Linked DNA regions of Homo sapiens: region 1 is linked to region 2. A link is a loop called in an ENCODE intact Hi-C map of the cell type or tissue named here. Cell type or tissue: OCI-LY7. All regions are shown on one strand. Each heading gives the region's core, and the rest is flanking DNA. Links, peaks and the distances in the headings are about the cores only. Region 1 holds the start of N4BP2L1 (NEDD4 binding protein 2 like 1). Region 2 overlaps FRY (FRY microtubule binding protein).

The links. Peaks named below come from ENCODE experiments on the same cell type or tissue, not always from the same donor. Only the 100,000 strongest peaks of a DNase experiment are listed, where the experiment ranks them.
Region 1: it touches region 2 in a loop (2.2-fold over the local background); 4 of 110 quality-filtered maps call a loop at or near these places.

The regions. Positions count from the first base shown.
Region 1 is chr13:32,415,854-32,431,681 of GRCh38, forward strand. N4BP2L1 (NEDD4 binding protein 2 like 1) reads right to left here and starts at 12,277. Exons shown (of 5, transcript NM_052818.3): 1 at 12,051-12,277. The coding sequence starts at 12,229. It overlaps LOC124903256 (small nucleolar RNA SNORA16B/SNORA16A family), which reads right to left and starts at 4,663; the gene lies at 4,537-4,663. RefSeq lists enhancers at 10,245-10,294, 10,355-10,584, 12,625-12,704 and a silencer at 11,355-12,224. In OCI-LY7, for the core only: no CTCF peak of the experiment used is centred there; DNase peaks (open chromatin) are centred at 10,428, 11,378, 11,858, 12,418 and 1 weaker place; H3K4me3 peaks cover 3,399 bases; H3K27ac peaks cover 2,848 bases.
Region 2 is chr13:32,038,967-32,054,794 of GRCh38, forward strand. All of the region lies in intron 1 of FRY (FRY microtubule binding protein), which reads left to right. Among named protein-coding and RNA genes, the nearest start is that of FRY, 15 kb to the left of the region's middle. RefSeq lists an enhancer at 7,526-7,820 and a silencer at 8,945-9,024. In OCI-LY7, for the core only: a CTCF peak has its summit at 9,309; a DNase peak (open chromatin) is centred at 7,645; H3K4me3 peaks cover 372 bases; H3K27ac peaks cover 1,337 bases.

The DNA.
Region 1 (15,828 bases), core at 7,027-15,026, 380 kb after region 2:
CACTCCCAGAAACCTTTACCGTGCTTCTCTCTCCCCTTTTCAACAGCACTTATCACCGCCTAAATTAACATACGGTTTCCTTAGAGGTTATATCCATTTCCCTACCTCTGGCACATAAGGTCCACAAGGGCAGGATCTTTGTTTTGTTCACTGATGATTCCCAAGTACCTAGAACACTGTGTGGAACACATAAACACTCAATAAATACTTGTTGAATTAAAAAATGAAGGAGCATTACATTTTTTAGATCTATTTATGTTGATATATAGACTTAGTCCATTTTCTTTAACTGCTACATAGTACTCCATTATCAGCAAAATAATAAATATAGCCAATGTTTATTAAGTGCTTATTGTGTGCTAACCACTATTCTAGAGGCTTTACATTTTTTACGTAATGCTCAAATAGACCTGGGAGATAAGCACTGCTATGAATCCCCAATCCCCATGTTACAGACAAAGAAATTAGGGCCAACGAGTGGTACAACTGGATTAAAACCTAGGCTTCTGGCCCCAGAGCCGCACACTAAACTGCTGTGCTTGAGCGCTATAAAATAACCACATTTATTTATGTATTTTCTCTAGTGATACTTATTTGCAATTTTCCATATCATGAACAAATTTCAGTGAACTTCCTTATGCCTACCTCTTGTGTGTATGTGGACATTTCCTGGGGATATATACCTCCGGTGGCATACCTGTGAAATCCTTTGCTTATTTTTTGAGAGAACAGAGCAGAGCAGATGCTAAAATTGCCTTTTTTCCTTGAGAATTTTTTTTCTCTGATAGAATACATGTTCCATGAAGGCAGGGATTTTTGTCTCCTTTGTCCACTGCTCCATTCTGAGCATCTAGAAGAATGCCAGGCACATGGGAGATGCTCAGTAAATATCTGTGAATGTATTAATGGCTCCTGAATACGACGCTCTTTTAGCCTAATTATGCGAACTCTTTTTTTTTTGTTCCCCGCCCCACCCCCCTCCAGACGGAGTCTTGCTCTGTCGCCCAGGCTGAAGTGCAATGGCATGATCTCGGCTCACTGCAATCTCTGTCTCCTGGGTTCAAGCAATTCTCCTGCCTCAGCCTCCCGAGTAGCTGGGATTACAGGCGCGTGCCACCACCCCTGGCTAATTTTTGTATTTTTAGTAGAGACGAGGTTTCCCCATCTCGGCCAGGCTGGTCTCGAACTCCTGACCTCATGATCCACCCGCCTTGGCCTCCCAAAGTACTGGGATTACAGGCTTGAGCCACCAGGCCCAGCTGGCAAACTTTTTTATAGAGTCCCAAGCTGTGTGAGAATTTCTATTTACTCATTTTTGTACAATGAGAATTTTACCCAAACCTTAGATTCAGTTCGTCCTCAATATGGTTTGGCTGTGTCCCCACTCAAATCTCATCTTTAATTGTAGTTCCCATAATCCCCATGTGTCATGGGAGGGACCTAGTGGGAGGTAATTGAATCATGGCAATGGTTACCCTCATGCTGTTCTCATGATAGTGGGTTCTCACAAGATCTGATGGTTTTATAAGGGGCTTTTTCCCCTTTTGCTCAGCACTTCTCCTTGCTGTCACCATGTGAGGATGTGTTTGCTTCCCCTTCCACCATGATTATAAGTTTCCTGAGGCCTCCCCAGCCATGCTGAACTGTGAGTCAATTAAACCTCTTTCCTTTATAAATTACCCAGTTTCGGGTATGTCTTTATTAGCAGTGTGAGAACGGCAAATTGGTACCACAGAGAATGGGGCACTGCTGTAAAGATACCCAAAGATGTGAAAGCAACTTTGGAACTGGGTAACAGGCAGAGACTGGAACTAATGGAAGGGCTCAGAAGACAGGAATATGTGGGTAAGTTTGGAACTTCCTAGAGATTTGTTGAATGGCTTTGACCAAAATGCTGCTATGGACGATGAAGTCCAGGCTGAGGTGGTCTCAGAGATGAGGAACTTACTGGGAACTGGAGTAAAGGTCACTCTTGCTATGCAAAGAGACTGGTGGCATTTTGCCCCGCCCTAGAGATCCACATGTGGAACTTTGAACTTGAAAGAAACAATTTAGGGTATCTGGTTGAAGAAATTTCTAAGCAGCAAAGCATTCAAGAGGAAGCAGAGCACAAAAGTTTGGAAAATTTGCAGCCTGATGATGTGATAGAAAAGAAAGCCCCATTTTCAGGTGAGAAATTCAAGCCAGCTGCAGAAATTTGCCTAAGTAACGAGGAGCCAAATGTTAATCACCAAGACAATGGGGAAAATGTCTCCAGGGCATGGCAGAGGACTTCATGGCAGCCTCTCCCATCACAGGCCTGGAGACCTAGGAGGGAAAAATGGTTTCATGAGATGGGTCCTGGGCCCCCCTGCTGTGTGCAGCCTTGAAACTTTGTGCCCTGCTTCCCAGCAGCTCTGGCTGGCCATGGCTAAAAGGGGTCAATGTACAGCTCAGACCATTGCTTCAGGGGGTACAAGCCCCAAGCCTTGGCAGCTGCCACATGGTGTTGGGCCTGTGGGTGCACAGAAGTCAATAACTGAGGTTTGGGAACCTCCACTTAGATTTCAGAAGATGTATGGAAATGCCTGGATTTCCAGGCAGAGGTGTGCTGCAGGGGTGGTGCCCTCATGGAGAATCTCTGCTAGTGCAGTGCAGATGGGAAATGTGGGGTCAAAGCCCCCACACAGAGGCTCCACTGGGGCACTGCCTAGTGGAGCTGTAAGAAGAGGGCCACTGCCCACCAGACCCCAGAATGGTAGATCCACTGACAGCTTGCAGCTTGTGCCTGGAAAAGCCGCAGACACTCAATGCCAGCTTGTGAAAGCAGCCAGGAGTGGAGCTGTACCTTGCAAAGCCACAGGGGTGGAGCTGCCCAAGGCCATGGGAGCCCACCTCTTGCATCAGCATGACCTGGATATGAGACATGGAGTCAAAGGAGATCATTTTGGAGCTTTAAGATTTGGCTACCCTGCTGGATTTTGGGCTTGCATGGGGCCTATAGCCTTTTTGTTTTGGCCAATTTCTTCCATTTGGAATAGGTGTATTTACCCAATGCCTGTACCCCCATTGTATCTAGGAAGTAACCAACTTGCTTTTGATTTTACAGGTTCATAAGCAGAAGGGACTTGCCTTGTCTCAGATGAGACTTTGGACTTGGACTTTTGAGTTAATGCTGGAATGAGTTAAGACTTTGGGGGACTGTTAGGAAGACATGATTGTGTTTTGAAATGTGAGGACATGAGATTTTGGAGGAGCCAGGGGCAGTCCCCACCCAAATCTCATCTTGAATTATAGTTCCCATAATCCCCACGTCATGGGAATTACCTCCGATGGGAGGTAACTGAATCATGGGAGCAGTTACCCTCATGCTGTTCTCATGATAGTGAGTTCTCACAAGATCTGGCTTTTTTTTTTTTTTTTTTTTTTTTGAGACAGAGTCTTGCTCGATCACCCAGGCTGGAGTGCAGTGGCACAATCTAAGCTCACTGCAACCTACATCTCTCGGGTTCAAGTGATTCTCCTGCCTCAGCCTCTTGACTAGCCAGGATTACGGGTGCTTGCCACCATGCTTGGCTAATTTTTTTTTTTTTTTTTTTTTTTTTTTTTTTTTTTGTATTTTACAGACGGGGTTTCACTATGTTGGCTAGGCTGGTCTTGAACTCCTGACTTCAGGTGATCTGCCTGCCTTGGCCTCCCAAAGTGCTGGGATTACAGGCATAAGCCACTGCGCCCGGCTGATCTGATGGTTTCATAAGGCTTTTCCCCCTTTTGCTCAGCACTTCTCCTTCCTGCCGCCATGTGAAGAAGGACATGTTTGCTTCCCCTTCCACCACGATTGTAAGTTGTTTCCTGAGGCCTCCCCGGCCATGCTGAACTGTGAGTCAATTAAACCTCTTTCCTTTATAAATTATCCAGTTTTGGGTATGTCTTTATTAGTAGAATGAGAACAGACTAATACAACCCTTAAAGGAGACTGACGGAGAGGATTCTTCCTGGATCCCAGCACTTCCTCTGAATGCTACTGACATTCTTCTTGAGGACTTTAAACTGGGAGATAGAAAACAGATTCCATGGCTCAGCAGCCTGAGAGCAGGGAGGGAGCCAAGCTATAGATGACATGGGCAGCCTCCCCTGAGGCCAGGTGTGGCCGAACCTGGGCAGTGCTGCCACCCACCCCACCAGGGCCAAGTCCTGTCCTTGGAGAGCCAAGCCTCAATCACTGCTAGCCTCAAGTGTCCCCAAGCCACAGTGGCTAGGGGGACTCAGGGAACAGTTCCCAGTCTGCCCTACTTCTCTTACCTTTACCCCTCATACCTCCAAAGTAGACCATGTTCATGAGGTCCAAAGCCAGGCTCCCAGAGAGCCCTCATTCTCGTTTGTCAGTGTGGTCCCACAGACTCTATTGAGCAGAAATTCCTTTAAGTATCTTGCATGTGAACTTTTGTAGGCTCTCACAGCTGTGCAGGTTTCACCTGTGTTTGTGTTCTGTTGGTTCAGTCATGAGCAGAATTGGGGAAGGAATCAGGCACACCTACCTCAGTACTAATTTTTTTTGGCTGTTTTTTCCCAAAATGTCATAGATCAGTTACAGATAACAGAAGAGTAACTGTACAGGAAAACTGTCACTTTGGGCTGTCTGTGCTGCTTAAATGGGAAGGCGGCTGCATCTTTGATCCCAATTTTTAAATTTCTTCTTACTGTAACTATGAGGTAAAGGAGCCGGCACATCAAACATTTTCACCTGCAACAAATAGGAATCATTTTCTTATGCACCGAATTGAGAACTTTGGAATGAGTGGCTCTGTTTTTTCCTTTTCTTCCCCCTTGTCTGTCCTCCATATCCCATTCATTCTTTTTTATTTATTTTATTTTTTTTAGACCGAGTTTTGCTCTTGTTGCCCAGGCTGGAGTGCAATGGCGTAATCTCGGCTCACTGCAACTTCCACCTCCCAGGTTCAAGTGATTCTCCTGCCTCAGCCTCCCAAGTAGCTGGGATTACAGGCACCTGCCACCATGCCCAGCTAATTTTTTGCATTTTTAGTAGAGACGGGGTTTCACCATGTTGGCCAGGATGGTCTCGAACTCCTGACCTCAGGTGATTCCACCCGCCTCAGCCTCCCAAAGTGCTGGGATTACAGGCATGAGCCACCATGCCCAGCCTCATTCTTTTACATTTCTCTTTATGTGAATAATCTGCCCTTTGGTTTCGTTCTTTACTCAAGAGCCATGCTGACATCCAAGCTTCCACATCTTAGGAGGCATCTCACATTGCGTTTCATGAACTAATGCATTCATCAAATGTTGAATAAAGGCCTGTGATGTGCCTGGCCTTCTTTTAGGAGCTGGACAGAATAAAGTTCCTGATCTCATGGAATTTACATCATATCTCATGAAGCTTACGTTCTAGTAAAAGAAATAGATAATAAATAAATATACGTCAGTGGTACCAATGCCAAGAAGAAAAGAAAGCCAAGGTACAAGGCAACAAATGGTAGCATGAAAGTCCCTTTCAGGCCCTCTTTCTTCTTCAGCATATCCTTAAAATCTGTGGGGAAAGAGTGCTGGACAATCCTGGCTATACAATCATACTTCAGCAGGACTCCCCAATAATTGTGAAAGGGATGTAGGTATGTTTGTCCATGAACTTCCCTAGTAATATAAGATCACTTGGTGTATTATGAAATCCCCTGAGTCTCTCAAATGTGTGACTCTCCAATCCTAAAATCCTCATCTATAAAATAAAAATGACTACATCCCAGGGTTATTGTGAAGATTCAATAAGCCAGTGTCCAAAAAGGGCCGGGCAGACAGTCAGCAGTAACCATGTGCTGGCTTTTCTTTCCCCATTTCTCCCTTCCCCTTTCCCAGACTCTTACCTTGATAAAAACAGCCTTCTCCCCAAGCCATACATATGATCTGCCTTATGAAGGAACAGTTGGAAGGCAGACTAATTTTTCTTTATTATAAAATTTCCTTAATCCCAGAGAGCCTCAGTATCTTCAGATAACTTGGCGTGACTAAAAAAAAATTCTTATTGGGTTCATCCAGAGACTGAGTGGCCATAGGCGGGTGCTATTATGTAGGGGAAGGTTCATGAAACTGCCATGAAGGAACTAAGGCATTGACTTATAAATATCCTAACATGTGAGCAGATGAGAAAGAGACTTTAGACCTGCTTGGGAGTTGGAAGTTGACTACCACATCTCTCTCCAACACATCATAACCAGGATAAATATGGAAACGTATTTAAAAATCTAAATCTCATTTCCTCCCATTGCCCTCAATGGTACGTTAATAAAGAAAATAAATTCCCTGGTGAGTAATATTTTTTATATTATGAGAAACATTAATATTGACAACAAAAAATGTAGCTTCCTTACCCTGACAATTGAAATCCAGGTTAACTTAGCCCGCTTATAAGGCTCTTGTTTTTTCATTATACGACAGATCAAAACCAAACTCATTACCCTTTCACGAGATCACCCCCTTTCCGGCCTCTTCTTTTGGGGTACACAAAAAAAGCTGTTAGAAATAGGAGAACACATCCCTTTGACCCTGATCAAGATGTTTAGCTTCTCAGTGTCTTGGGCTCAGACCAGATGAACTCCAGGGGAGTTCCTATACATCTCCTGAACTTTTCCTTTGAAAGTATTCTTCCCCTATTCTTCCTTCCTTCATCCATTTCTACTTCCTCTCGGGTCATAATCCACACCTGCAATATCGGATTGCCCCAGTTCAGCAGGGTCTTCTTCCATTGTTCCAACAGCTCCAGGAATGTGTTTGTGGTGAATCTCCTGTATAGCTGGGCAATCTTTCCTGATACAGCCTCTCCAATGAGCAAGAACAAGCACATACCACGCTGTATATTTGCACTCTTTGTTAAACAGATACAGCTTTTAAGTCCTCATTCATCCCAGCCTCCAGAGAGAGGGTAAGGACAAGGACTCTCGGTAGTGAGGAGAGGAGATTTAGGACCCACCTTAGGAAAATTGTGAAAAATACAAAAAGCTAGTAGTCATTTTCCAAGTAGACCTAGATGACTAAAGATTTGATATATCACCTGTCTGACCCTCCACTTTTATATTCACAGAGTTGGAATGCTGCAAACATTCTATTGTGAGCTTGCTTTTATTAATGAGAGCCCTGGCCTCATAAAGAAACACACCACAGTCCAGGCCTGCTGGCTAGGAGCACTGTGGAGCAGAGTATTCTTTGGGGTCCAACTACTCACTACTTAGCCAACTTAACTGGCCCCCTGTTCTCACTGTTTCTCACATTCCACTGCTTATCTGGTTGTAAAGTATACTTTTCTCCCCATCTCCGCCTTACCATTGCATCACATTAGAAAAGCATCCTTTCACTTCTGTGCAAGGCTCTATAATGAAAAGAAATAATGAAAAGGTACTTCTCATGATGGAAAATTCCATGTTATCCAGAGATATGAATAAGGAGAAAAGACAGCTGTCAGCGGGCATCCTTTGAGCCTAACTGAATCCATGTTACAAACCATTTGTGATGGTGCCAAAAGGAACCAGAACATTGCAAAGGATGCAACATGTACTACAGGGTGGTTCCCCTGACTTTGCTTTGATTGAAATGTAAAGATTCAAAAAAATTCTGGGGAACTGAAATAAGATTGACAACTTTTAATTTTTCAAATAAGACCATGAAAAAACAAAGAAAGGCTACCCTCTATTATGGCAATTTCATTTAAAAAGGATGTTTTAGTGGTATGCCCATACAAGGTAATATTTTATTGAGATACAAAAATAGTAAAGTTCTGACACATGCTACAACATGGATGAACCTTGAAAACATTAAGCTACATGAAATTTAGCCAGACACAAAAGGACAAATACCATATGATCCACTTACATGAAGCATGTAAAGGAGGCAAATGCATAGAGACAGGAAGTAGCTGAGAGGTTACCCGGGGTCGGGGGAGTGGGGAATAGGCAGTTATTGCTTAATGGGCACAGAGTGTGTTTGGAGTGATAAGAAATTTTTGAAATAGATAGTGGTAATGGTTGTACAACATTGTGAGTGTAGTTCCACATAATACAATGCCAGTGGATTGTATATAAAAATGGTTTAAATGGTCAAAACCGGAAGGCATTTTAACACACACAGTGGAAAGCACAGAGGTTCACCCATGGATGCTTTCATTGAGGTAGCGGAAAGGACAGGTGCAGTTCCAGGTGAGTTTGTCAGCTGAGCTGTGAAAGAGAGAGTTCTGGCTCATCTGCTGAGAATGAAAGGGTCTTGGCATTAGAATCTTATTTCTTCTGACAACAGCTCTCTACTCCTTTGTTCAGCCTTTAATGTTCTCCATGATCTGGTCCTGGGCTTACTTCACCAATACACTTACTACAATGAAGCCTTCACTTCAATCAAGCCCGGGAGCACACCCAGCTCTCTGCCACCTCCATCTCCTTAGTCGGGCTGTTGTTCCTTTTCCTTCGTTCAGCCACCTCCTTCCCATCTTCAAGGCCAGCTCAAGAACCGTCTCCATGTGGAGAAGATCCTTTCTCCCTAATTAGCCTTCATCCTCCTCACTGCCTCCCCAGCCTTCACCACCAACAGCATTTGAGATGCCACTCCCCACTGGCCCTTACCCACAGCAGTGGGCTGATTATGTCTTTCCATTGGTTAATCCCAGGCAGGCGCCTTCTCATATGCTTATTTGGCATATGCTTCCCTAAACAAGTGCTAAAGGTCTTATAAGTACTCAGTGGACACCCACCTCGGCCTCCCAAAGTGCTGGGATTACAGGCATGAGCCACCGCTCCACCCTCCAATTATTTCTTAGGATGAATTCCTGGAAGTAGAGCTTATAGGTCAGTGGTAAGAACCTATCTGTAATATGCTTTTTAAATGAAACACGGGTGATAAAGCAGATTTAGGGCACATGCTAATTTGTCAGTACTTTGATGTGCTCAAAAAATTTAATCAGTTAAAACTCCAACTTTTAAAAAATAAATTCAAAGAATTTAAATAGATGTTTTTCCACATTCCATCCACTTCAAACTATGAAAACATGTAAAAAGCACAGAAATCTAACATTGATTTGGGAGACAAGACATATCTTAATTTCAAAAACATTTTTATTAGTTCTTTAATCAAATGAGAAAAAAGGTTAAGCAGAAAAAGATGAACCCACATTTGTAAAAAGCGATTTCCTCCAAATTTTGAAGAAAAAAATTTTTATTCTAAGAAATACATATTCGTTATAGAAAATTTGGAAAATACAGAGAATAGAGAAAATGTGAATTTCCCAGAATCCAACAACACACAGATAACCTTACAGTTTTACTATTTTCTATATACATGTGTATTTTTAAACAATTTGCTCTTTTCTTCTTCCCCACCCTACCTCCCAAAAAAGTGGGGAAGGCAGCTCCTGGTGGGCCACACCTGAGCCTGCCTCTCCACCATTCCATCCTCACCACCGGCCTCCCTTCCGCTGAGCTGTGGCCCATTTCCTCGCTTACGTCCCAGACTTTTCTATAAACACACAATCCACCCCATGGCATGCCAAGGCTGCTCTGCTCCCAGAACTGCCAATGCCCAGCGAAACGGGAGGACTCAAAGTCAACTGCCAAGCTACCTTCTTCACTCCAGAGCCAGGATCCAGGGAACACTGAAGATTTATCTCAGCTGACCAACAACGGAGCAGTAACTAACACCTCTTAAAATGTATATAGCACTTTAAGTTTAAAAAGTCCTCCCACACACATTTAATGTTCACAAAACCCTCAGAGGCAAACAGAACAGATATCCCCATTTAACAGAAAAGGAAACCGAGGCACAGAGGGGTTGGGTGAAAAGCAAAACTAGTGAATGGTAGAGCTTGGATGTGGAGCCATAAATTGACTCCAAGGTCAGAGCTCTTTAACATAGCCATTATTAGCAAACTATTTTTAATCTGACCACTGGAAATTAAGAGTCAGAAGGATCTTTAATAAATCCTATAATCTAGTAGCCTTTTAGTAGTCACATGTAAGGAACATAAGGCCCGGAAAAACTAGATGACTGACCAAAGTCGCCAGCTAGTAAGTGACGAAGTAGGTCTGAAGGCACAATCTTCAGACTCCCAGGCCAGTGCTCACTCCAGTCGTCCCTAGAGAGAGAGAGATGGTCTGTAATAGGTGTTCTCTCATCCGGTGTCTTCTGCTTAGCCAAATGTCAATCAGGAATTAAAATCCTAAAAGTGCAGAATGTTAGAGCCAGAAAGGACCCTAAGGACCACTCAGGCAACGCCCTGGCTTCACAGATGAGGAATGTGAATCCAAGCCCCTGATGTTCCATTCTGTGTATCTTGCACCCATCATGTTACTTCGCTTCCCAACAGAGTCAGAAATTAAATCTGGCCAAAGACGTTTACTTCCTTCTTTGACACTCAGTGTCTCTTTGACACTCAGTATGAGGCAGGCCACAGATCAGCAAAGCGAAAGTGAAATTAAACAGGATTTGACATTCAGAAGATACTTGGTTGGTAACAGATTTACCCACCATGACTGTATCACAAAATAACCAACTGCTGAGTTCCAAGGAGGCTCCCCGACTCTGCCTCTGTCCTCCACCTCCCCTCCCCAGCGAGCCAGAGAGGGTCTATTGAAATGTGTCCCTGGTTTAGGAAAGGGTGCCCACGGTCCTCCAGAAGTCACATGTCCCTGCAATTTGTGAAAATGTAGCAATATTCTGGCCAAAAGCTTCTACTCCGCGAGTCAACCAGGAGCACCTCCCCAGGCTGTCCCTCCTCCTAAGGTCACTATCTCGGCACCATCGAAATCCGCACGTGACTGTCCATCACCTTGATTCTTCGGCAGTTCCTTGGTACCATGGCTAGCCTTATCTCTCCAGTGAGACGGGAAGCCCTTTGAGGGAAAGGGACCACTTCCTCTACTGAACAGCTACTACGTGCCAGACAATGTGCTTGGCAGGGTAAGACATGGCTCCTACCTTCAAGAAACTTACAGAAGGATAAGAAAAACCATGTGCAAAAAAGTAAGCACAGTCACGTAGGTATAAACAGGAAGCCAAGGAGCCCAGAAGAGGGGCATATACTGGCGGGGTGGGATAGCTGCCCGGTCTTAAAAGGCAAAAGAAGGCGGGAGGGCAAGCCAGGCAGGAAGGCCAGCGTCAAGGAGAGAAGCGGCTTGGTTTACAGGAGATAAAAACAGTTCGAAGTTGCTGGAACATCAAGCGCAAGGCAGGGAGCGGTGGGAGTTCAGGCTGGAGCGGTGGGGCCTAGCAAGGTGGCCACAGGCACAAGCCCGCGTAATTCCCAGAGGTTGGGTACCGGAGGGCCGCTTACGCAATTCGCAAGTGAACGAATTTGGGCGCCCATGGCGAGGCTCTGTCAGTGACGGTCGGTGGTGGCGCCGCCAGCCAGCCCCCCGCCCCCGTGCACCTGTGCGCCTTCGCAGCTGCCAAAGCAAACGCAGGCTCCCCGACTTCGCCAGATTTTCAAAGCGGGCTGCCAGCCCCGGGCCACTGCCACGGCCGCCCCGGGCCCCCACCCCCGGACCCCTCGTTTATGCGCTCGGATTACAGCGCCTGTTGACGCACTGTAGCGGCCGCCTGCGCGCCAGCGGGGCCCGGCGGTTTTCTCTGCAGTCGCCACCGGGTTTTCCCGAAGAAGAGTCCCTCCCGACCTGGGGCTGGGGAGGCTGGGGGCGGTGAAGGCTGCTTCGGCCCGGCTGGCCCCAGGCGGGGCACGGCGGCGGGGAAGGGGCCGGGGCCGCTGGGGCTTGCGCGAGGCGCAGTACGGGAATCCGTCCCCCCCGGGACAGCGCGGCGGGAAACAAACAGGACGAGCTCCCTCCTCTCCGTGCCCGCGCCCTCAGGCGCCAGGGGTGGCAACGGCCTCAGGGGTCGAGGGAGGCGGCTCGGGCTCCCCGCGCTGCCAGGCTCAGGCTTGGGCTGGGGCTGGGGCCGGGGCCGCGGCAGGCACCCGCGGCGGGGGCGCAAGCGGCGCCCGGGAGCGGCTTGGGGCAGGGGTGCGCTCGGCCGGGGCGTTTGGTGGCCCCGGGCCCGTGCACCGGCGCCCAGACCGCTGTCATTACCTGGCCAGTGTAGTTTTCCCGGAGCCCGGGAGGCCTCGCAGGAGGTAGAGGTGTTTCCTAAAGCTGTGGCGGCGAGGAGGTGTCCCCCGCGGGGGCGGCCGGGGCGGCCGCTGCCGCTGCTGCTGCTGCTGGGGCTGGAGGCTCAGCCTCCCAAAAGATTGAAGGAAACTGTCCTCCATGGGCAGGAGGGCTGGCTGCGAGAGCCCCGGGTTCCCTTTACTGAAGTCACGGTCTTGGCCAAAGCTGTTGTTTTTGTGACTCTCCGGCCATGTGATGGATAGAGGGGCGGGCGCTGGGAGCCCAGCCCCTCCTTTCCACCCGCCGGAACCGTGCTGCGTGGGAGGGGGCGTCCCTACCTGGAAAGCTGGGGACGCTGGGAGACTCACAGCCCGGAAAACAAGGGTGACGCACCCACTCCCACCTCGACCCCCGCTCCGCCTCCTGGTGCCCTTTGCCCTGAGCAGTGGAGGGGAGGGGCCCCGTCTAGTAGGTCTCTGGGACACTTCCCCGGCCTGGAAGCCAGGCCTCCTGCCACAGCCCTCCCCAACCCCAGCCCCGACCTGCCTAGACCCTGAAAGTGAAATCATTTTAGCTGATGATTAATGAGCTGCCCGGCATTGTAAATGGCAACAGTAAAGGCCATTGTCTCCCCCGATTTGTGAGCACCAACATCTGGCTGGCGTCCCAAGGGCTACCACCACTCTCCCAGGGCTTGTATCTTTTCTTATTTCATCTTTCTTTAGCAGCCTGCCAAAAATATTATTAGAAAGCTTTGTTGCCGCTACATAACTTTAAATCTCTCCTTCCTCAGAAAAAGCACCCATAAAACTCAGATTGATTTATGAACAGTAGCATAAGGGCTACCGCCCAGGTACCTGCCCTGTTGCCGCCTGAGAAGTGGGGGCTTCTTGGAGAACTCTTTCAGATCCCCGGGGAAAGTGGCAGAGTCTACCGAAACCATTTATAGAGAAGTATCCAGACTGAAGTTCTCAGTTCCAGGAACTAGGGAGTACCCATTGGTTGATCACCACAGTGACTCTCCAACAGTTCACCCTCAAGAGCGTGACAGAGTGATCCTGTTTTCTGAACCAAAATTCACCATGCCTGCCTGAAAGAAACAACATTCAAAACTGACACCATCCTGGGAAATGCAGAATATATGGTGGCTTTGGCTATAATAATTATTGTAAAGTAATAAATTCTATTTCTGGCAGCTAAGGTACTAAAATTGTGAAAAGCAACTATGAAAAAAGTGATTTCCTTCTAAAACAAAATCCAGAGATTTCACAGTTAGCTTTTAGGAAGGGACTATCCAAGTGGGGAGGGGCTCTGTGCTGAGAACTTCCCCTTCCCCTTGGGATTTCCCTCTAGGGATGGGATAGGGCGGAGTGGGAGATGAGCTGCTCTCCCTTGAAAATCCATTCCCAGCGTGGAGGAAGAATACTTTCCTCATTCTTCTCAGCACTGCTAAGAAACAATGGAATTTCAAAGACCTCTAAATATTAGGAGGGAACCCATAAGGAACAGAAAATATACATAAATCGTAAAAATAGTGACACAATCTCTGTATCCTATCATAATTTGCCCAGCTTCACATGCTACCTTTTTCATTTTAACCTGCACTGGCTAATATGGGGGCCACTGGTCACATGTGGCTAGTGAGCACTTGGAATGTGGCTACTGCAAACACGCTGTGCCCGGGCCCGGTGCAGTGGCTCACGCCTGTAGTCCCAGCACTTTGGGAGGCCAAGGCAGGAGGATCACTTGAGGCTAGGAGTTTGAGACCAGCCTGGGCAACATAGTGAGACCCTGTATCTACCAAAAATTCAAAAATTAGCCAGGTTGTGGTGGTGTGTGCCTGTAGTCCTAGCTCCTTGGGGGGCTGAAGTGGGAGGATCACTTGAGCCAGCAAGTTCAAGACTGCAGTGAGCTATGATGGTACCACTGTACTCGAGCCTGGACAACAGAGCAAGACCCTGTCTCCTAAAAAACATAAAGTAAAATTTTAAAAATACACAGTGAATTTTGAAGATTCAGTATGAAAAAAGATATTAAAAATTTTTTTATATTGGTTATATGTTGAAATGGTGTGCTGGGTATATTGGGTTAATATATTATTAGAATTAATTTCATTTATTTTTATCTTCCATTGTGGCTCCTAGAGAGTTTAAGTTACATACGTAGCTGGCATTATATTCCTACTGGACAGGGCTGCATAAGCATCCGTCCACTTCCATTTCCCTCTGTTAAGAGGTCCCAGGCAGCAGCTGCAGGAAGACAACGCAGCTTTGTGGGTAGGGGTTTCAGCACAGGGCTTGTGGCAAGTAGAGCTATCTAACAGATGCCAGGAAACGTGAGTGTGTTCCTTAGGAGAGGTGGCTGAGCTCAGAGCTTTGGAAATCCTTTCCCCTACAAGGAGATAGAGAAGAGAGAAGACAGCTGAGGAAGGGGTCCTGAGGACACCAGCATTTAAGGACTGTGCCCTCAAGTGGATCTAGCAAAGGAGAGGACGATTGAATGACCAACAATTAAACAGAACACTGAAAGATGCAGGGAAGCCCAGGGAGGGAGTTTCAAGGAGGATCACATGGTCAGCAGCACCTGGAGACGATCTTACACACTGTCCTTTCACTTTTCTTTAGTTGACATTTAACTAGTCAACAAGTTCTATTTTTCCCAATGTATTCCTCAAAACCACAGTTTAAAGTAAACTGTTTGGGTATCTGTTTCCTCTCACTAGAGGAAGTGAGAGGGCATGGATAGTGTCTTATTTATCTTTGTCAGCCCAGGCTGTAACACAATATCAGCCTGATATTCAGAAGGTGCTTGATAATTGTATATGAACCTAAACTATTTTCTTAAAAGATAATCCTGAGTTTGGGATTTACTAAAAATGAAGACTGAACAGGCCGGGTGCGGTGGCTCACGCCTGTAATCCCAGCACTTCGGGAGGCCGAGGCAGGCAGATCACCTGAGGTCGGGAGTTCGAGACCAGCCTGACCAACATGGAGAAACCCTGTCTCTACTAAAAATACAAAGTTAGCCAGGCGTGGTGGCATATGCCTGTAATCCCAGCTACTCAGAAGGCTGAGGCAGGAGAATTGCTTGAACTCGGGAGGCAGAGGTTGTGGTGAACCGAGATCGCGCTATTGCACTACAGCCTGGGTAACAAGAGCGAAACTCCATCTCAAAAATAAACAAACAAATAAATAAATAAATAAAAATAAGGCTGAACAAGATAGTGATAATGTAAGGGAGTAACATAAACAGCCAGCACGATCTCACTTTGCTGCACTAGAAACCATTACTGTCATGGACATAAAGAAAATAATCTTATAAACACCATTTTTGGCGAATGAAGAAACATTGAAATTTTTCTCTAACTATCACTGTTTAACAAGATGTGGAAAAGTAAGAAGGTGTGAAGGAAGAGCTTTTGGAAACTGGAGAGCAAAAGGCCAAGTGTTAATTGATTCGGCCAAAAAAAAAAAAAATCCTCTGATTTATAGACAGCCAAGAAACAACACAAATTACCCAGCATAAACCCTAAATCTCAGAAACTGGAAGATTTGGAGGTGGGGCTCTACACCAGAAGGGCAGTTGCAAGTCTGTTTAACAAACAAATGTCCATACCCTAAGCAGCTGCCTGCCCGTCCTCAGGCCTAGAGGTTTGCTCCTTCGAGAAGATTAGACAGAAGATCTGGGAGAAGTAGGGTAAGATAAGACCCGGGGCTCTCTTTCTGCAAATGGGGATTAAGTTGATGTCTACATGTTGAAT
Region 2 (15,828 bases), core at 5,342-13,341:
TGTTCGATTCAGAATTCAGTTACATTAATGCAGAAGTTTCCAGGACTTCAGGGATCCTAGGGAGAGGTATCCAATGATGTTTCAGAGACAGAGTAGGCCCTAGAAAATTTTATTGTGGGAGAATGTGTTTGATAGATTCTGTTGACTTTAACTTTATGGATTTGTACTTTCACTACATCAGAGAACCATCAGAAGTACAGGCAATGGTCTGTAAGAACAATTTCAAATATTTCTTCTAGCAGATGGCTGAAGGAGAAGAGGAAATGTAAGCTATTTACCCTGGAACACTTGACCAGATTTCAGAATATGGGGCAGCAAGCATTTCAGACAGGCATTCCTTACATTAGAAAAATGTGAAGAGGAGTTGCCATGTTTATCAGAATTTTGCAATGGGACAAATTTAAAGCCAGTTGTCTTTCATCCTGAGTGGTTCTCTCACTCTTCAAAATACTTGGGTGATTACAGAGAAGGGCTATGTCTGTCTGTCTCTCTCTCTCTTTCTTTCTCTCTCTGTCTCTCTCCCACCTCCCCCCCCATACGTGTGTGAGAGAGAAAATAAATTATATATTTCCGTAAGTTAAATTTAATGATCAGATATCTCACCTATATTCTTACACTTTTCTATTTTTCACAGAATATACAAGCACAGGCATTTAAATGTTAGTCACCCAAAACTCCAGATGCTAAGCAGTGAAAGTTTATATTCTGCCAGCATATCAGACTCTGTAATGAGTCTGATTTGGTTTAATTCCTTTCTACTGTTTAGTCATTTGATGAGCTGCAGATGGAAATTTAAGCCAAAGCCATAACATTTCAGCTAATACTTTTTATGCTGCTGTAAGAATTTGTTGTCATGTCAATTTAAGAGAGTTGAAATCTTTTTTGAGAAGGCATTCAAATCTGCATTAAGTGCTTTTATCAACTCTAATTTGATATACAACTCTGACTGCTTCTGCTGTTCTTAATCAATTGCAAAGTGCAAAGTAATTTAGCAGTGGAAGACAGCTTTGCAATTCCAGGATTTCTCAGCTAATGCCATAAGCACAACATTATGGAAATATACAATTAAATTTACATTAAAAATTTTTCCTATGCTTAAGAAACACGAGGCCAACTTCTTTGAGTTTAGCCTTAAATAGGTAAATATGTATTTTGGCAGCCATGAAAAGAATAGGGTATTAGATTAACTAGGGCAATACTTTGGTAAAATTCCATTGGAATGTTATGTTTATGCAGGAGAGATTTGGCCAATCAATAAGATGGTTTATTTTGTAAGTCAAATCAATAAAATGTTTGAACTGTATAAATACAAGATTGGGTTTTTCTTCTCTGTTTTTCTGTTATTTTTCTGTGTGTGACCTTGGCTTTCTCATTCTCTCATTTTCTTATACGAAAGGAACAAACCTGACACTTGTCTGTCACTGATTAATGTGAAGGGTTTTGAATACTTCCACTGAAAAATGAGGTTTCGGTAAACATCATGATATTCATCAGTTATTTCTCCTGCACCATTAAAGCCAGACTGAAGGAGACTGAGTTGTACATTATTGAACTTGACTGATAACTGGTGGCTGGATCTCAAGCCTAACTTTCTAAGGTTGGTCAGCTTCTTGGACTGGCTTGCTTTTCAGTATTCTGAATAAGAAGAAGTTGTCACACTACACAGCCTATCAGGTTCTTTCTGTTGTTACTTTTTGCAGTTAAATCACTGTATATCTAACTCAGTAAATCTGAACAGGATTGTCTCCAATATGAAGTGCCAGTATTCTTGGTCTGGACACAGGCATGTTTTTTTTTCTATAAAGTGAGATATGGTGTTTATGGAAATTGCTGGCATTCTGAAGGTTTTTAAATATATGATGATACAGCTAAAGGATACTCTCCTACATTTCAGTAGATATCATGTTTCAGTTAACCCATGATGAAATACGAAAGGTCATAAGAATGCAAGAGGCTGTTAGAAAATCTGTCTGAAACATCTTTGGTTCACCTTTACTTAATGCCTACAGCTTAGGTAGAAAGCTCTGTGACAGCATTAAAGAATTTTAAAACGAAAAAGTTGCTCTAGGTGAACAGATTGCCTATGAACATAGCAGACTGTAACCAGTGAGTTTACAACTCGTGTTTACAAGTAAGAGCACCAATTAAAAGACAAATTGAAGTTTTTCTTTTTAAAAAAGTCTGCTTTTCAACTTTTAGTTTATGAACACTACATGTTTAACAAATCTCCCCTAAAAATGAGGGCTTGCAATTGAATGACAACATGGACTTAGCTATAGTATCACTTGTTCTAACACCCCTAAAATTAATCTTCTGCTTTTTTTTTTTTTTTTTTTTTTTTTTTTGAGACAGAGTCTAGCTTTGTTGCCCAGGCTGAAGTGCAGTGGTGCAATCTGGGCTCACAGAAACCTCTGCGTCCTGGGTTCAAGCAATTCTTCTGCCTTAGCCTCCCGAGTAGCTGGGATTACAGGTGCCCGCCACCATGCCCTGCTAATTTTTGTATTTTTAGTGGAGACGGGGTTTCACCATGTTGGCCAGGCTGGTCTTAAACTTCTGACCTCAAGGGATTACAGGCATGAGCCACTGTGCCCAGCCAGTCATCTACTTTCTTAATGAGAAATTCAGCTTCCTTAGGGAGTTTTGAGGGTCACACACTGAGTGTTTTGTTTCACTTTCCTCATGATTTGGTGGTGGCCCTGAGGCCTGTTGTCAGCTTCTCTTCCAGGTTGAGGGTGCAAGACAACCTGTCTCGCTTCTGTTTTACTTGATTGAATACAGCTGCGAGAGAATAGGAAAATCAGAGATGTTTTTGTGTCTTGCCTGCTGATTTTATGTTTCATTTATAAGAAACCGCCAGTGCTTATCATTACAGGAAAGCTAATCCTAGTTCATGCCAATTGAGAGATCAATTTTTGAAGGTGTTTGAAAACCTGGCCCATTTTCATCTGGCAGAGTAAACTACTTTGTTCTCAACTAACAATTTAAAATGTTTGAACTTTAAGAAAGATCAAAATTATAAGTGAGAATGAAGATTCTAGCACATTTTAAATATCAAAAAATCCATTTTATCTTAGCTTCTTTTCCTTTATTTTGTTATCTGTTTTGTTAACCATGTCAATCCTTAGCACCACTTTCTAGAGGGGAAGAGGAGTGGACATTTAAATTATATTGTCTACCATTAGTCAACCACTTTATGAAAAGAAGAAAGGAAGAAGGGAGGAAGGGAGGGAAGGAGGGAAGAAAGGAAAAGAATCAGAGGGAGAAGAGAGAAAAAAATACAAACTGGAAATGATTACTGTAGGATTTTGAAATCAGTGACTTTCATTTCTAAATCCCTTGTTACTAATCAGAATTCAGTAACATGCTACTCACAGGTTCAGTGTTATGGTTATTACATAGAACATATTTTTTCCATTTAGTAATTTGAAATGGGTGCCATTTTAGTATACTTTTGCTATAAATGATAGAATAACCTCATAAGGGCTGAAAGAGTAAAGACTGTTAATTAGCTTGCCCAACCCACAGCCTGGAGATGGGACTGTTAATTAGCTTGCCCAACCCACAGCCTGGAGATGGGAGGTTCCAGGTGGGCTTAGAAGCTCAAAGACCTAGACCATCCAATCTCTGGACTGGTCACACTACATGATCACAGGATGGCCACCTCAGTTCCAAATATCTTTGCTTCACTTAAGTCAGGAAGGAAGGAGGCCCAGGTTAGGGCTTTCTTGTAACAAGAAGATTATTTTGATAAAGGTCTCAGCAAACTTCCTCTTGCTTCTCTCTGATAGGAACTGGGTCATATGCCTACCCTTAGACCAGTCACTGGCAAAGTTGAATGGAATAGCCAAATTGACTTAGATGAATCATGGTTCAGGCCCTGGCACTGGGCTGGGTACACCTTTTGTGAGACAAGGGACTTATACCTGCCACCTGAACAAAACAGAGATTCTTGTACCAAGGAAGAATGATAGGCAACTAATAGTGCCATTAAGTAAAAACTACAATGGTATGTATTAGTCTGTTTTCACACTGCTGATAAAGACAAACCCTAGACTGGGCAATTTACAAAAGAAAGAGGTTTATTGGACTTACGTTTCCATGTAGCTGGGGAGGCCTCACAATCATGGAGGAAGGTGAAAGGCACACCTCACATGGCAGCGGCAAGAGAGAGAATGAGAGCCAAGTGAAATGGGTTATCAAACCATCGGATCTTGTGAAATGTATTCACTACCACGAGAACAGTATGGGAGAAATTGCCCCCATGATTCACTTATCTCCCACCAGGTCCCTCCCACAACATGTGGGAATTATGGGAGTACAATTCAAGATGAGATTTGGGTGGGGACACAGCCAAACCATATCACGGTAGATGACTATTATTAGAAACTCAACATCTGTTGTTGTATAGCATTGCATTAAGGGCAATAATAATAGCTGATCTTTATAAGCACTTATGAAGTGTCAAGAGCCGCATGAAGTGCTGTATATGTATCATTTCCTCTGGTCTTTACCATGACACTGTTTTACACATGTGGAAAGATGAAGGAACCATTTGTAAGTGATGGAGCTAGGATTCCAACCTAGACTCTAGGATAAACACTATATTATGTGGCCTCTCATCGTCATTGGCAAGATAAAGATATTGGCTACCAGCAGGTGAAATTGATGAACCTCTAGTGGGAGTAGAGTTATATTGATATGTACTTCCTAGCAAGTTACCACAGAGATATTTGTCAAAAAGCAGCGGCAAAGTCTTGAAAGTAGCCCCCACCAAAAAATTCTGTATTGCTTTGCCTTCAGTTTCAAAAAAGGAACACTTCCTCATGTTTTCTTCATTATACTCACTCAAAAAGAAATGGAGTCTTTCTATTGCTTTAAAAAAGAAAGCAAATTATAAGAAATAATATTTTTAGATCAATCACTTGAGCCCCTTAAGATTATACCCAGGCCAGGCACAGTGGCTCACACCTGTAATCCTAGTTCTTCAGGAGCCTGAAATGGGAGAAGTGCTTGAGGCCAGGAGTTTGAGACCAGCCTGGTCAACACAGTGAAACCCCATCTCTTTTGTTTTTAAATAAATTTTAATTTTAAAATAAGACCAAAAAAAGAAAAAAAAGGAATATGTAGGTCTATTGAATTATGCTGTTAGGTTAAAATTAACAAGTTCAATATTTATTTGTTTAATGCTATCCAACAATAGTAGATGAAATGCCCTTAATATTTCCCTTAGATACCAAAAGAAAAAAATGTTTTTCTGTTTTCAGATATTTCCATTTCATGTGGAAATAACAGTATTTTCCAGTAAGGTTTATATTTTAATCTTATTGTTCAGATTTAGCTATTAATTTGAAAGGGCTTTATCACTGACTCACTTTCCCTATTTACAGCCTCCCTAAGCTAGGTATCGCAATGGTTAAATAAGAATAGCTAGCATTCATGAAGGACTGCCATGTTTCAGCCACAGTGCTAAGCACTCTCTCATTTAAACTTCCTTACATCCTATTGAGGCAAATACCATTTTGTAGAATAAAAACCAAATGCTAATAAAGAAATAAGAGACATTCACAATCAGTAAGTGATGGTGCCCAGATTCCAATCTGCTTCTGTCTCTAGAGCCTCTCTTCTTGTTGGCAGCCCAGTTAGAGCCACTCCCGCCCCACTTTTCCTCTGCTCATTTCCCACCAAAACATCTGAAAGAGCCAGATGCTTGCTTGCTTGGCCTTCAGTGCAAGCTTCTGACTGCTATCCCAGTTGCTGGGGGAACTTCTGGAAAGGATTTTCTTCCTGGAAATAAGAGAAATGCATCTTTTGCCACCCTGATAGACTTGCTGCTTCCAGCCTTTGGACATAGTTTGTGTAGGTGGCTGAAAAACAAAATCAGAACAATCATCTGAGATGATTTTAAGCTGAACTTGAGCCAAGTTCCTGCCCTTAAAAGAAGAGTGTCAAGTGAAAAAGATCTATATAAATCAATAATTGCAGTAAAATATGACCAGTAATCAATCCCATGCAATGTTAATTGTGTATATGTGGGTAAGAGTGACTGTTATTTGTACATTATTATACCCGCTGGCCCCTAAGGCCAATTTTCACTATTTTTTCCCCATATTGCTGATATATATCTCCAAAATAGGATATTTTCTTATCAACTTGCTGAACCTGTGACTTCATCTCTCTCCTCCAGGACCCCTATAGGGCTTAGTTCTTCATCAGTAATGCTGAATTTCGCTATTAGTCAGTCCTAGGCAAGAAACTAGACTTTTTTTCAACCCTTCATTGTTGTTCATCCAAATTGCTGCTAAAACTTGTCTTGTTTTCTTCCTCGAATGACATCTCCCACATCTGGATCTTCGTCACCATCACCTCTGCCAAGGCCTGGTTCCAGGTCTGCATCACCTCCCATCTGGAGCACTCACAATTCCTTCTCACTGGCTATCTGCTGCTACTGCCTTTCCAGGACAGTCTTTCCTAGAAGTCCTTCCCATAGCTTTGAACGTTGATCTCCACCTTTTTACTCTTGTAATTGTGCATCAGCCTCCATAGACAGGGATTGCATGACAAATGCTTTTGGTGTCAATGGTTGCAAGCACACTGAATAATTAAAATTTCATCGTGAACTGGGAGTGATCATCTAAATTAATTTCATTGGCGATGTATATGCAAGCCATTTGTTTTGGTAGATTCAAGAGTTCTGTGGGATGCAGAAATGGACTGAATCTTTGACCTGTAGCCTATAATCTAAATACCAGTGATATCATTGGAGTATTAGTCACAGTCATTGGCCAGAGATGAGGTAGGAGTATTACTGTGGTACTACAAACACAATTTAAGTTAAAAGGAATAACATCTGCTACTCTATATTTTTATGCTGGCGAGATTCAAACAGGCTAGATTTGACAAGGCATAATGTAGAAATTGAGGAAAGGCTTGCTGAAAGTTAAGACCAAAAGCTAAGTATAATGCTCTGGTTAATATATTAAATGAGCTCAGGCAGAGGATACAACTACTTATGAAGTGTACACACTCCAGTGATGGAAGACCCACTCAACAATTCTCAAGTGTCCCTCGTACACAAAACAACAGCCATCAAACTGGCCCAATGAGCTCTTTAAATATCATATTGTTCTGCCAAACAAGGCCCTTGTTTTAGGGAGTGACTAAGAGACTGTCACTTCTTGGGCCAGGAGAATGAAAATGCTCTTCAGGCTCTGGGAAAAGGATAGAGATAAATTGTGGATACTGTTCCTAGGACATCCCTCTCCATTTCAGTCTATGTCTGACTGGCCTGTGTTTTATACTGCAAGATGACAACTCAGCTGATTTATTCAGCTCTGTGTTTTCCTGAAGTTCTTGCTATTGACCCACGCAAGAGACAGAAGGTTAGAATCTATCTTCTTTGTGGACAGTGCTAAGTTAATGCCAAAAGATCTACCCTAGCCTGATGCTGCTGGGGCTGGCAAAGTTATGTGAGCTCAGAAGTTGAGACCAAGCCTCCATCTCCTCTACTTTAAGTGGAAAGTTAACACAGTCTGGAAGAGTCAGCCAGGAGTATCAGCCCGTTTGTGTTAACTTGCTTTTATTTTTTCTTGCTGAAAACAGAAGTGAATTACACTCTTCACTGAATCCTGCTGCAGAGGAAAATGATGCAACACTGGTCACATGACACAAAGATAAAAGGCCCTTTATGCAAACCTAGTTCTTTATTGTGTTTCCATGTAAGGAGAGGTTCAATACCCACACTACAAAGCAACACAGAATTGTTGCTCTTAATCTTGGATCTTTCTCTACACGGAGAAGCCATGATGTTTTACTTTGTTTTTGTCTCTTTTTAAATTTTTCTGCCTTTTTGACCACGAGATTCATTAATTTTTATGTAATACAAAATATAGAAAGAAATTATGTAGGCTCATTTGATTTACTTTTGACTAAACAAGAGTTTTTTCTGTGCAATTTGGGACTGTTACGATCATGTGCTTTGTCTCAGCCATATACTTGCTATGTGACCTTGAGCAAGTTACTTAAATTCTGATTCCTAAAAAAGAGACTCTACCTGATGTGTATGAGCTGTATATGGGTATATATGTATATATAGAGAGAGAGAGAGCTACATAATCATGTATATCTCTTTAAATAAATATGTTTATCTATATATACCTACTCCTAGAGCCATAACAATTAAAGGAGTTGACATTTATGAAGTGTTTAGCATATTCACTATTGTACTTGCTCAAATAAATGGTAGCCATTGTTATTAGTAATTTGCCTAATTAATGCTTGTCTAAATCCCTCTGTAAGTTAATGGTTTTGTCATGTTGGCTCATTGCCAAGACAGTATGACCAGGAACCAAAGAGTCTTGGAGCTTTTTTGTGACATCTTCTTGACTTGAGGATCTGAACTTTACCACTCCCTAGAGAGGATATTTTGGTAGCAAAGTACATTTCTGGAACTTCAGAAAATTAACCATCTAAAGATATCCAAGATAGAATGTGTTCCTTCTAAATTCAGAGCTATGTATGATGGCTGAAAATATAACAAGGCATTAGCGTATGCTACAGTTGCAGCGTTTTCTTTTTCCTTTTTGTTTTTCTTTTTTTCTTTTCTTTTCTTTTTTTTTGGGGGGGGTGCAGAGTTTCACTCTTGTTGCCCAGGCTGGAGTGCAACAGCATGATCTCGCCTCACTGCAACCTCCACCTCCTGGGTTCAAGTGATTCTCCTGCCTCAGCCTCCCAAGTAGCTGGGATTATAGGCACGCACCACCACTCCTGGCTAGTTTTTTTGTATTTTTAGTAGAAACAGGATTTCACCATGTTAGCCAGGCTGGTCTCGAGCTCCTGACCTCAGGTGATCTGCCTGCTTCGGCCTCCGAAAGTACTGGGATTACAGGTGTGAGGCACCACACCCGGCCCAGTTACAGCATTTTCTGTGAGCATTTATGTGAATTAAACCTGAAGCGTGAGCTTTTTGGATTTGGACCAAACTCTTATCCTGTGTGTATGAGTTTCACTCTAACTGACCCACTTCCACTTCCCCTTCCCCTACCCTTTCTACATACTTCCATTGTAGCAACAGTGGCATTCTGTAACTGCTTTACCTGTCTGGGTCCCTCTGTGGCTAAGAATCAACCGTCTTTTCATTTTTCTACCCTCTAGCACATCTTAGGGCACATTGGCTCTGTGAATAATCTGTTAAATATTGAATGAGTGAATAAAATCTCTTGAGTGGGTGTGGGAGGTCTGTGCCTAAACTTTGCTAGCATGTCGCCCCTCAGTGGATGAGCACCCAGCAAGCAGTAACAGTGTTTTGTCTTTTGGGATCTTTCTATCTTTTATTCCAAGCAGGAACTCAGCATCTAATCTTAGCTCTGAAGTCTCTTTCCTCTGTAACCCTCACCTGTTGTTTTGTTTGAGTGAGTTCAACAAGCTAAATTGTACCATTGTGTTCACAGAACTCTGGGCAGATATGTCCATGAAAAGAAAAGTGTAGAGTGAAATGATGTTTTATTTGTATAATGATCAGCCAACTTGAGGAAACATTTCAGAGAGAAATTGTTTGTTTATTTTTAAATCATTCAGCACTGTCAAGGATTGCTATCTGTAAAAATACTAACTTTTTCCTACATTTACCTAAATGTCATTAATGTTACAAGGATTTAACTTACTTTTATACCTTCTAGGCACTTTTGCCAAATTGGAAGGAAACCATGCTCAATGAAGTCTGCTGAGCTAATTTAATTCTTTACTCACAAGGTCTTTTTCCACGTGGGGAATGCTGCTGTTTTATATTTATTTGGAGACACTGATGGCCTTACTAGAAAAAAAAAATCTGAATATAAAGATTTTATCTTCTTGATTAAGGTGCATGTACTCAAATAGCTGCCCCAATTGGACATGCCTGAATAAGCTTCAGGAAGTGCCTGAGAGTCAATAAACAGTCCTCCCTTTCCCTTCTTACCAATTATTAAATGCTTACATGTGTAGGGTACTGTGGTACATAGAGTACACAGTGATTCAGCAGGCCCAGCTCCTGCCTTCTCTGGGCTTCACAATCAAAGACAGCCTACTTTGATGAAAGGGAAGGTGTAAGGAAGTTGCAAGAGAACAGAAATAGGTGCTCTGCCCATGCCAGGCATTGTGCTGGGACCTGGGGACACTGACCTAAATAATCATTTAGAGAAGGAAGTGATTCATCATTTTAAGAGGGAGGGAAGAGGCTGAGGGATAGTTCCATGGAGACTGTGACATTTGAACATGAAGACTGTTACAGAGAAGAGGGGGAAAGGCAGAGGGAAGAACCTGAGCAATTGCAGGGAGTTGGGGAGGTGCCTGAGGGAATGACAACTGGATCCCAAGTTCCCTGAAGGAGTGACAGATTGTGTATACAAAGGCAAGTTGGGTCAGATGACAGGGAGCATGGAAGGATCTGCCGAAAGGTCTGGTCTTATTCTGAAAACAGTGGGCAACCCCATAGGTTTTTTTGTTTGTTTGTTTTTTGGGACGGAGTCTTGCTCTGTCGGCTGGAGTGCAGTGGCACGATCTCAGCTCACTGCAAGCTCCGCCTCCCGGGTTCACGCCATTCTCCTGCCTCAGCCTCCCAAGTAGCTGGGACTACAGGCGCTCGCCACCACACCCAACCCCATAGGTTTTTAAGCAGGGAACAGCATGATCACATCCCAGCAAATTCAGGGACTCTGCACTGAGAATGGAGGTAGGGACAATCACTGCGAGAATGACCCAGGAAAGAGACAACAAGGACTCAAAATAAAGTAGTAGCAGAGGAGTTAGATAGAAGGGAACAGATTCAAGCCAGTTGTCTGGGGTAGAATTGTCAGAGTTTGGTATCTTCCCTGGGTCCAGCCTGTGTTTCATTTTAATGTATGATAAAAAACATGCATGATTATGTAGCTCAAGCAAGCTGCTTTAAAAAAAATAGGCAGAAGCAATTATTTGATGAACAGTGTTTTAAAATTATACTCAGCTAGACAATATGCTCTTTAAATAGAATATTTGCGTTGAGGTTAAAAGGTGATGGCGGGGTTCTCTCTTGACGATACTCAATTGATTTAATATTCCAAATTAACACAGTGGTGTTGTATAGCTGCTATGTAAAGCCCCTATACATTCATTTTATAGTTATTCCCAGGTCATAGATTGGCGGAGATTTTCTTTGGTTTTGTTTTTCAAGGAAACACACATTTTAGATGGCCACATGACCTTAAACCATTTAAATGTCAAACAAATACCTAATGGATACTGCATAGCTTGTTGGATTACTTCGGTATAGTTTTAGAGTATCAATTCATCTAAGTTGTCTAAGCACTTTTTACATATGACAATCTCTCGGAAAAATATAGTGTAATTTTCATAGAAAACAAAGGCATCATGAAAGCTCCCAAAGATAACACCTCTTAAGAAACAAGTTCAAGATGATCTCTGTCAGGTGCTTTTATTATATTCAGAATTATATATGGCTTGGTCCTGCAGTGACACACAGGCATTAGCAGTTGTTTCACCTTTCTTTCTATCCTTCAGGGATAGCAGTGTGCTTTCCTGGGCCATGTATAGTTGCATAATAAACCCTTCTAGGAGAAAATGTCTCCTAATCTTAGGGGAATTTTTGAAAGCATATTTTGCTGTTCTTATGCCACTTCAAACTCCATCCCATTAGGCTAGTTGAATCAGATTCTCCCAGTGCCTCCTCCCCACCCTTATGTGAGGAAGTTTTAGCAGTCATGTTAACATTATGGGCTGACAGGGCATGACACTGACTACTTCAGAATGCCACAGAGTACTCTGGTGACAATTATTACATGATGGCATCACATCAGTCATCACATAAGAAAGTAAGACAGAGGTGCACCTAACTCTTCATAATGAAACAACAGGTTGTAAACCTTACACCTGTACTATCTTGTGCACTCTCAGTTCTCTGAATAAATATTGCAAAATAAAGAGACCTAAAATTAAGTTTTAATTATATCCACCACATACGCATTTTAGGAAGACCCTTACAACATAACATGTCAACAGACTCTGAAAAGCAACAATGAGGATTATTCAGGGAAACAAATCTATACCAATATGGTTGAGAATAGAGGTAATAACTTAATCTGAGTGGTTATACAGCCATAAAACTCCATTCATGTAGATACATACTTAATTATTTCCGTTTCCTTCTGATTTGGGAGCTCAAAATTATTTTATCCCAGGATGTAGTTGGGTGAGGAAAATGACCGTTTCCCTTTTATTTGGTTAAGGGAGGTTTTGTGGTATAAGTGGGACTTTTACAAGGTCTTTGAAGGAGAGGATGGGTTGGCAGGATTGAGGGAAAAGACATGTCAAGCAAAAAGTGTGTAGTTGGGAGAGGAAGAAGCAGAGGAAGGGAGTGGTGAGATGACTGGCAAGAGCAGATGGAAGGGAATTAAAGAGCTACCTACCGGAATGAAAAAGAAGCCCAACAAAAAACCCTACAGACATTTGCCAGTTTAGCTTTCTGCTTAAATATTGAGCTTGTTTTCCCCAGCACCCGAATTACTCCTGAGTTTTCAGATGGATGCTAACTCTGTGAGACGAGTATACTCTATTTACAAGATGAAATGATTCTGCTATAGGAGTACTCTATGTCAAAATAGTGGTTTTGTTAATGCAAGTTTGTATCAGGAAATCACAATTTTTCAATTCAATTTTACCAGCTTTTCTTCTCACATGGATGTGGTTTTAAAAAATTAAAGATTTCAACAAATCAACCAATATTCATTGAGGACCCACTGTGTACAAAACACTGCAGCAGAAGCGATGATAATTTGCGAAGTATGAGGTGCTTTCTACAAAGAAGTAGGCAAGGTGGAAATCCCTGTGATATTCAGAAAGAATGAAGATGTCAGTATAGGAGCTAGCACAAGACAATGTGTGATCAATCATAACATGGATGATATGGTTAGAGCTAGAGGAAGATTAAGATGTTTAAAAATTTTTTCCCTAGTCAGTTTTATATTTTTGGTTTTGTAATAGATTTGGGTGCCATATAGAAGTATTTAATATCAGAAATCTCTTTTATGATCTTTTGCTGCTCAACTTCTAGGAGGCAATCTGGTATAGCAGGAAGAGTACAAACTCCAGAGATGGAAAAGCTATATTCTAGTCCTTTTTCCTGGCATTTATTGAGTGTGCTGTCTTTGACAAATTACTTCAGTGTTCTCTTCTATAGAGTGGACATAAAGGTGACCACCTCCCAGTCTCACCTGGCCTGATACTTTTTGAAGTGATCAATAAATGTTATTGAAACAATAAACCAGTATTTCTAATAACTTATTTGTGAATATATATGACTACATGCATTTACTAATCCATAAAGACACAACACTAGCTTTTTCTGAATAGTTTTCCATGTTTATCTGCAAAATTATTCCCTGTGTGTCTAAGTTTTATAAAAAGCGTTAATTGGTCTAAAGCAGTGTGCCCAACGCAATACCAGGCATGCATGTAATTCTAAGTTTTGTAATAGCGACATTAAAAAGAGCTTAAAAGCATTGAAATTTTCATAATTTATTTTATCTAATTCAATATATCTAAAATGTTATTTCAACATGTAATCAGCATAACTATTAATAAAATATTTTACCTTCTTTTTTTGAGGAATTCAGAACTCAGTGTGTGTTTTACACCATCAACATATTTAAATTTGAATACCAAATTTATCCAAAACACTTGATCTGTATTTGTATTTAATAAAATTTACAGTTGAAAAAGTACTTTCATATATGCAGATTTGTCCAAACATACTTAAAACATTTCCAATAACTGAACAAAGTGTCAGTTTTTAAGTTTGAATTTAAATTAATTACAATAAAAATAAAAATTAAGTTTCTGGCTGGGCACGATGGCTAATGCCTGTAATCCCAGTGCTTTGGGAGGCCGAGGCAGGCAGATCACCTGAGGTCAGGAGTTCAAGACCAGCCTGGCCAACATGGTGAAACCCCGTCTCTACTAAACGTACAAAAATTAGCCAGTGTGGTGGTGTGGGCGTGGAGTCCTATCTACTCGGGAGGCTGAGGCAGGAGAATCGCTTGAACCCGGGAGGCGGAGGTCGCAATGAGCTGAGATCGCACCACTGCACTCCAGCCTGGAAAACAGAGCGAGACTCCATCTCAAAAAAAAAAAAATTAAGTTCCTTAGTAACACTGACCACATTTCAAGGGCTAAGCAGCCATATGTGGCTAATAGCTACTGTATTAGAACACAAAGGTAGAATTATTTCAAATAGTATTCTCAGAAAGTCCCAGTCTTAGACAGAAGAGTTATTTTATAATATAAAATAATGACATTCTTAGACTGGATTTTATTTTGGGAGTTGTCTCTTACCGACTATGCTTAGTAATGACTTCTGACACTCCTCAGCTTATCATTTGGCCTGCTAGATTTATGACATATCCTTTGAATGAAGCTCTCTAGATTACTTGGCCTAAAGAATGTATAGATACTATTAAAATGCTGCAGGACAATTGCTGTTTCTTTATGTATACACCTGACTTCATCGTCTTTGCAGACGAACTGTCTCGGTCCCAGACTGTGTTAGTTTTCCAAGGTCCCACGGCTTGTTAATGGCAACATCAGCCTATGAACATGGACTTACAGGTCCATAATGCCACAGAGTCCATACTTGGCCTCATTTAAGTGCACATGCGTCCCTGATGCACTTTGGACACTTAAGAGTCTTCCCTGAAGGAGGATCCTTTCTTGGGCTGTATTTTTTAATCCTCAAAAATATAATCAACTCAAAATACAAGGTGAAATATGGAAAAACACATGAGCTAGACTAGGTTGTCTCCTTCTTGGGTAGAACAGGTTGTGGGGATGAGGATATTAGGCAAAGAGGCCTTAGTAGTAAAAGGTTGTGTGGCTCTGTGCCTTCTCTATGCTCCTTCACTGCACAAGGAGAATCGCTTGAACCCAGGATGCGGAGGTTGCAATGAGCTGAGATCACACCGCTGCATTCCAGCCTGGGCAACAGAGCAAGACTCTCTCTCAAAAAAAATTAAAAATAAAACAATAAAAGATGCTTTGTTAAATGAAAATAGTTGTTTACTTTCATTCTAACCGTGCCTCTAGTGAACAAGTCACTCAGAACTGAACTCCCATTGTCAGGTTAATTTTTATAAGTTTTTAGATGTTTTGAACGAAAATATGAAAACCCTGCAGAAGTGTTTATCCTTTACTGTTAACAGGATGTCATCTTGAACACACCCTTTTTTTTTTGTTGTTCTGTATGACTATTCAGGAAATGTTCACAGGGACTGTGAAGGAATTCTGGGAGGTATACTAACTAAATGGCACCACTTGCTTTGTTGTTATTAATTGTATAAATGCTTTTTAGAATTTATGCATTTATCAAGTGATCATTTTTTTACATCTTGTCTTTTGATTTTCTGCATTCAATTTGCTAGGAGTTTAAAAACTAGACCAAAAAAAAATAAAACTTGCTTGGGTTGTGAATAAGAGTTGGGCTTGAAGTGAGACCTTGCATTAGTCTATGTATATCAAGTACGTAGATTTCTGACACCTATTTGGGGCAGAGAAATGTGTTAGTTTCCTCAGAGAAACCCCTGAGGCTGTTTAAAGGTAAGAAACAGGCTGGGCGCAGTGACTCACACCTGTAATCCCAGCACTTTGGGAGGCCGAGGCAGGCGGATCACAAGGTCAGGAGATCAAGACCATCCTGGCAAACACGGTGAGACCCCGTCTCTACTAAAAATACAAAAGAAATTAGCCGGGCATGGTGGTGGACACCTGTAATCCCAGCTACTCGGGAGGCTGAGGCAGGAGAATGGCATG